2 separate regions of the Homo sapiens genome follow, and region 2 is linked to region 1. Evidence: chromatin contacts called from ENCODE Hi-C or POLR2A ChIA-PET data. All regions are on one chromosome and are shown on one strand. The core of a region is the stretch at or near the end of the contact, and the rest is flanking DNA. Distances in the headings are between cores, read along the strand shown. Region 1 has its middle 73 kb from the start of CUX1. Region 2 overlaps CUX1 (cut like homeobox 1).

Region 1 (3,604 bases), core at 872-3,371:
CTGGGCAAACATAGTGAGAACCCATCTCTAAAAAACAATTTAAAAATGAGCCAGGCATGGCAGTGCATGCCTGTAGTCCCAGCTGCTTGGGAGGCTGAGGTGGGAGGATCACTTGAGCCCAGGAGGTTGAGGTTATAGTGAGGCATGATTGTGCCACTGCACTCCAGTCTGGGTGACACAGCAAGACCCTGTCTCAAAAGCAAACAACCCAACCAAAAAACCAACAAAACCCCCAAAATCCCTCAAAGAACAAAAACCCATAATTGTCTCCCACTCCCCCCAAAAAAACAACAAGAAAACTAGACCTTGGAGTGTGGCTTCATGGGCCCCTCTTCCATCTGCCCTTAGATGGATCTTCAATAATGCCCTATCTATATCAGCTCTTGGTTGGCGTGATAGAGATAATACATTCGCTGCTCCAGAGTCACTCGTGGTTCAGGCAAGGTCAAAGAGTCACCAGGAGTCAGTCATCACCTAAGTGGTACCTCCTGCCTGGGAAATGCCTCTATCACTGCCCACCTCCAGGTACCCAGAACTCCGGCCACTACCAAGGATCACTTGAGCCCAGCAGTGTGAGGCTGCAGTGAGCTATGATCATGCCATTGCATCCAGCCTGGGTGACAGAACCACACAGCAAGACCTGGTCCCCCCTGGACCCCCACAAAAAACCCCCAAAAAACTTAAAATGAATTCATTAAAAACTTATTAAAATAAAAATTTAGCATTTAAGGCCAGGCACGGTGGCTCATGCCTGTAATCCCAGCACTTTGGGAGGCCGAGGTGGGTGGATCACTTGAGGTCAGGAGTTTGAGACCAGCCTGGACAACATGGTGAAACCTCATCTCTACTAAAAATACAAAAATTAGCCAGGCATGGTGGTGCATGACTGCAATCGCAGCTGCTCGGGAGGCTGAGGCAGGAGAATCACTTTAACCCAGGAGGCAGAGGTTGCAGGGAGCTCAGATTGCACCACTGCACTCCAGCCTGGGCGACAGAGTGAGTAAGACTTCGTCTCAAACAAATAAACAAACAAAAACAAACAAAACAAAACACAAAACCTTAGTATTTAAAATAAATAATTAAAATGGTATTCATTAAAAAGCTGAAAATCAACCCAGGCTTAATGAAAGAAAGAACTTAGTATGCGTAAAAAAAACTTTAACGAAAACTCTTAGTATTCATTTAAAAACTTTAAACCAAAACTGAATATTCACTTAAAAACTTAAAAAATGAGCTCAGGCTTAAAAAACAAAAACAAACAAACAAAAAAAGAACTCTCCGGGCTTTCTGGGGATGTAACCAAGCTGAGGTTGGGCTTACTTCCCTCCAGCAAAGGGCCCCTTTCAAACCACTTGTGGCTGAGCCATCAGACCCAGATGTGACCTCCCCCCGTCCCGTGGGGGTCAGCAGCTCACCTGGGCCCTCTCCAGCCTGCCCTCCTGCCACCCCTGTTTATGTGTGCACCTCAGGGATTCCAAAAAGGAGTTAGTGTGGGCCTGCCTCTCAGCCACCTGCTTCCACTCTTACCTACATGACTCCATTTTCTGAGCCCGGTAGCTTTTTTTTTTTTTTTTTTTTAACAGAGTCTCGCTCTGGCCCAGGTTGGAGCGCAGTGACACGACCTCGGCTCATCACCGGTTCAAGCGATGGGCTGTAGCTGGGACTACAGGCACACACCATCCCACCTGGCTAAATATTGTATTTTTAGTACAGACGGAATTTCTCCTTGTTGGCCAGGCTCGTCTCGAACTCCTGACCTCAAGTGATCCGCCCGCCTCGGCCTCCCAAAGTACTGGGATTACAGGCGTGAGCCACCACGACCGCAGAGACCCGTAGCTTTCTAAAAGAGACTCTGAGGGTGCTTTCAGTGATGACCCTTGGCAGAAACCGGAGGAAGGGCTGAAGGTGATGGGGGAGGGGCGGAGCTCTGCCTTGAGCTTTGCTGCGGAGCCAAGCCTTCCCTCCTTGTCTAGCTCTGGCACTTTGAGCAGGTTCTGTCGGGGGTATCCCTGCCCTGGAAGCCCCTCTCACCTTCCCAGGTTAGGGGTGGCGTCCCCCAGTCTCCCTGAGGGCAAGGGCTGTTCTCATTTGTTTTGGAGGCCAGCTCTGCTCAGGGCCTGGGAATACAGTAGGTGTCTAATAAATATTTGCAGCGTTGAACTCTGTGCCCAGCAGCCCCTAGCCGTTCACCAGACAGCCTTGGCCTCCGGAGAGTGGGCTTTGGGGGAGGTGGCCTGGGCCGGGGGAGGGTGTGAGAGGCCTCATGGAGGGGGGCGGGGGCGGATCCGGGGTCGCTCTGGCTCAGCCTCCGGGGCCGTCCCCGCTGCCTTTGCAGAAGGCGCCTCCGCTGTGGCTCTTCCCCCTGGGCTGGAGCCAGAGCCTAGCGCACCCGGAGGAGGAGGAGGAGGAGGACGAGGAGGAGGAGGAGGCGGCGGCGGCGGCTGCGTTGCCGTCTGTGCCCATCACCTGAGCTGCACCGGGCGGGGAGGATAACAATTATTGGGAGAGGTTTGAAAAAAAAATCATTATCAAATAACTACAGCTTGCAAAAGTTGGCGGGCGGAACGGAAAACGCGGGCTGGATCGCTCTGGGGACGCCGCCGCCGCTCCCGAGCAGCTCCGCGGTAGCCAGAAATGGAAGGACGTACATCTGCAACGCATTTGTGCGAGGTTCACCTTGGAGACCGCGCTGCTGGATGCAGGCGGCGAGTTCACGCGAAAGGAAAAACTCTTTTAAGAGGGATTTCTCCTTGGGGGACCCTGCCCGGCACGCGCGGCGGGGAAGGGCGCCCCCTGCCAGGCGCGCGCGTGGAGCTGGGACGCTCCGATGGGGTGGGGGCCGCTTCTCTGAGCCTCAGTTTCTCAGTCTGTCCGAGGACTTGTACAGATTCGTGGCTGGCCTTGCAGGACCCTTCCAGTGGGGATATTCTTTTATTATTTTTATTTTTTATTTATTATTTTGTTTAGATGGAGTCTCATTCTTGTCGTCCCAGCTGGAGTGCAGTGGCACAATCTCGGCTCACTGCAACCTCCGCTTCCCGGGTTCAAGTGATTCTCCTGCCTCAGCCTCTCGAGTAGCTGGGATTACAGACCCCCGCCGCCATGCCCGGCTAATTTTTGTATTTCTAGTAGAGGGGTTTCACCATGTTGGCCAGGCTGGTCTTGAACTCCTGGCCTCAAGTGACCTGTCCGCCTAGGCCTCCCAAAGTGCTGACATTACAGGCTGAGCCACTGCGCCCAGCCTCCAGTGGGGATAGTCTAAGAATCTTCTTATTTCTGGCACCAGGTCCCGATGGAGGTAGAGGTACCAGCCCTTAAGGTACCAGGACCTGGTCATCGCATTCCCAGCCCTGTTTACATTCTAGGGTGCTGCGGGTACGTGATGGTCTAAGGAAGATCAAATCCACTTTCCACTTCTCAGGGCCCTGCCGACAAGTGCAACGGTTTGTTCCTTCTCAGGGGAGGAGGGGACCCCTGTCCCCCTTCTCAGGGGCAGTTCCATCCATTCTCACCTCTTGGGTCTTCAGTGTGCACCTCCCACAGCTCACAGACATCCCTGTCTCCCCTAAACCCCTTTGCCGTGACGCCCACCGCCCATCCACCT
Region 2 (3,268 bases), core at 140-2,639, 300 kb before region 1:
CCTCCCTACCTCTAGACTAATCATCCATCCATCCCTCTATCCAGTTATCCATCCATCCATCTCTCCCTCCCTCCTTCCCTCCCTCCCTCCATCTCTCCCTTCATCCATCCATAGCTCTATCCTATCACCCATCCATCTATCCCTTTATCCAATCATCCAGCCATCCATCCCTCTATCCAATCATCTATCCATCCATCCTTCTATCCAATCATCCATCCATCTATCCCCTATTCACCCTCCCTCCATGCAATCAACCATCTATCCATTCCCATTTATCTAACAAATCATCCATCCACCCACACACCCACCATCCACCCATTCATCCACCAATCCATCCACCCATCCACCATCACTTAACAGAGCGCCAAGCACTGTGCCACATGGGGATACAGATCTTGCTAAACTGTTAAGCTTCATGAAGGCAACGGCTACATTCATTCACCTACCACCACTAACCAGGGTCTAGTTCTGGTCTAGCCTGGCATACATGCTCCACAAATATTTAATGAATCAATGAATGAACAGACCTTCCCTGAGAAGCTCTTGGTCTGGAAGGGGACAGGGTTACAGCCCTGTCATGAGCAAGGTAGGGGAGCATCCTGGGGGTGGGAACACTAGATGAGCAACAAGATCGCTTTGGCGACTCTCCCAGTGTGGCCTCCCTGACAAAGAATGCACTTCGCAAGCTGTCAAGAACAGAAGTGAGCTGGGTGTGGTGGCTCATGCCTGTAATCCCAACACTTTGGGAGGCCTTTGTGGGAGGACTGCTTGAGGCCAGGAGTTCAAGACCGTCTTGGGCAACGTAGCAAGCCCTCATCTCTTCAAAAAAAAAATGCAAAAATTAGCTGGGTGTAGTGGTGTGTACCTGTAGTCCCAGCCACTCAGGAGGCTGAGGCTGGAGGGCTGCTTGAGCCCAGGAGGTCCAGGCTGCAGTGAGCTGTGATCGTGCAACTGCACTCCAGCCTGGGTGACAGAGTGAGACTGTCTCAAAAAAAAAAAAAAAAAAAAAAAAAAATCCAAACCAAACCAAAACAGAACAGGAGTGAAATGGGGGCTGGGCACAGTGGCTTACGCCTGTAATCCCAGCAGTTAGGGAGACTGAGGCAGGTGGATCACTTGAAGTGAGGAGTTCGAGACCAGCCTGGCTAACGTGACGAAACCCTGTCTCTACTAAACATATAAAAATTAGCCAGGTGTGGTGGTGCGTGCCTGTAATCCCAGCTACTTCAGAGGCTGAGGCAGGAGAATCACTTGAACCTGGGAGGCGGAGGTGGCAGTGAGCTGCAATCGCATCCCTACACTCCAGCCTGGGTGACAAAGCAAGAGTCCATCTCCAAAAACGGGAAGTGAATTGGGTAAGTCCTGGGGTTTCCCGGGGTGCCAGCTCTGTCCCGACTCCCATAGGGGCTGACATTGGTCTATCACAAGGGACCTCAATTTCCTTACCTGCAACCCACTGGTCTCTTCAGCCTCAGGTTTTGAGTCAACTTTGCCACAATATCATTTTCCTAAGTCATTCTGGGGTTCTTAGAGCTTCCTCTTGTGCATTTCAACTCAGTTCAGCTCAATTCAACAAACATTTCCCAGGCACCTACTACATCCCAGGCACTGGGAGATTCAGAAACCCCATGCACCCTTCCTTGGCAACCTGAACCCCAAGGCCAGAGCCCCATGTTCAGGAGCCATGTACGCAGCTGGGTCCCTGGAGCGGGTCCCCTGGCGGAGATGCCAAATGACAGCTGGGAAGGCCCACTCTGCCCGAGTTCGAGCTGTAAACATCCAAGAAATCTACCAGCAGTTACCGAGAGGATGTTAAAAATAATTATCCACTGAAAATATTAGATTTGCTCTGGATTGTTCATTACATACAATGGTTTAATAGGACTTTTATTGAATAGCTGCAGAGCTCTGGGCCGAAATCAATTTGCCCTCCACGTGGAATTTTGATGTCTGCTGTTGACTTGTACAACATGGAGCAATTTGTAATCGCTCCAGCTTGCCGTTGTTTTCAAAGCTCCTGCTATATCACAAGCATTTATTTCTGACCACAAAATTACATTTATTCAACAGAAAGCAGCTCCGGGTCTTTAAGAGGTTAACTTCTGGAGTGCTTGGCTGCGCTCCAGCCCACATCGGAGGGGGCGCGCGGGCGCAGTGGCACCCGGCAGTGGCGGCAGCGCCGGGCGGGCGGCCGTGATTAATAGACTGCTGAGAGCGCCCCTTTCCACAGGCGCACGGCTCCTGCCCCGGCTTCCATAGATCATGGACTTAGCCTCAACATATCTGACTGAAATTGAATTTGGCTTCTCTCTCAACTGTTCATTTCCTATGTTATGCAAGGTTAGATCCCTTTCTGCATGAGCAGAACCAAACCAGCTGCAGCTTTGGAGGAGAAAATGTGCTTTCAATTATGCAGCTGGCCTGGATGTTGAGCCGCAGTCCGACGGGTCCCTAATTGAGCCATCATGGCGCGAACTTACAGGGAGACACTGTGTGTGTCAGGCTTGCGGGTTTTGCCATAAGATAATGACAGTACAGCAGCCACATCACCACAGTGACCACCACGGCTAACACCACTGTCACCTCCACCACTGCAGAAGGCCCAAGAGCCTGCGGACAGACATACTGGCTGAGAAGTCAGTTCCCCAGCAAAGGTCCAGGGCAGCAGGCTGTGTTAGGGTCCCTGGGAAGCCTCCCTGTATCTTCCAGCCAGAACGCATCATCCTGTCCCCAGAGTGCCTGGTCTGCTCCACAGTCGCCTGTCTGGCCACAAACCCAAAGAAGACCCTGACAACCCCTCCCTACTCCCAGCAGGGCACTGACCTATTTTGCTTGTGGGCGTCTAGGAACCAAAGTAGATGCTCGCACATCACACTCAATAAGTACTCATTAACAAGGAGAAGGCGAGAAGCAGGGGGAAATTCAGCTAAGAATGTTTTATGTAACCACTTCCATAAGGCAAAGAATAGATAAAGCATCTAAGACAAGATACGGGCCCTCAAAGCATGTACAATCTTAAGAGCAGGCTGGAAAGAGGGGAAAAGTTAATGCAATAACAAGAAAACAGGCACCCTGTTTAGAAAATGGGCTAAGGTGGCCGGGCGCAGTGGCTCACACCTGTAATCCCGGCACTTTGGGAGGCCAAGGCAGGCAGATCACCTGAGGTCAGGAGTTCGAGACCAGCCTGGACAACATAGTGAAACCCCATCTCTACTAAAAATACAAAAATTTGCTGGGTGTGGTGGCACACACCTGTAACCCCAGCTAC

What was found. A loop is a pair of places that touch in the nucleus more often than their neighbours do. ChIA-PET counts read pairs that join two places held with the same protein, here RNA polymerase II (POLR2A). Pooled maps may share reads with other maps.
Region 2: a loop to region 1 is called in a pooled map, with 3 times the contacts of the local background. The contact joins two enhancer-like sites. A Hi-C loop is called at or near these places in 1 of 50 pooled maps. POLR2A ChIA-PET finds 5 or more read pairs at or near these places in 3 of 52 experiments (Panc1, activated CD8-positive, alpha-beta memory T cell and activated T-cell).

The regions. Positions count from the first base shown.
Region 1 is chr7:101,742,513-101,746,116 of GRCh38, reverse strand. No RefSeq gene overlaps it. Among named protein-coding and RNA genes, the nearest start is that of CUX1, 73 kb to the left of the region's middle. RefSeq lists enhancers at 1,128-1,648, 2,277-3,220 and a silencer at 2,278-2,397. Within about 2 kb of position 2,121, at least 4 of the 41 ENCODE cell types and tissues checked have a DNase peak (open chromatin) inside an H3K27ac peak, as active enhancers do.
Region 2 is chr7:102,044,317-102,047,584 of GRCh38, reverse strand. The region is part of intron 3 of CUX1 (cut like homeobox 1); the gene reads right to left. Among named protein-coding and RNA genes, the nearest start is that of CUX1, 230 kb to the right of the region's middle. Within about 2 kb of position 1,389, at least 12 of the 41 ENCODE cell types and tissues checked have a DNase peak (open chromatin) inside an H3K27ac peak, as active enhancers do.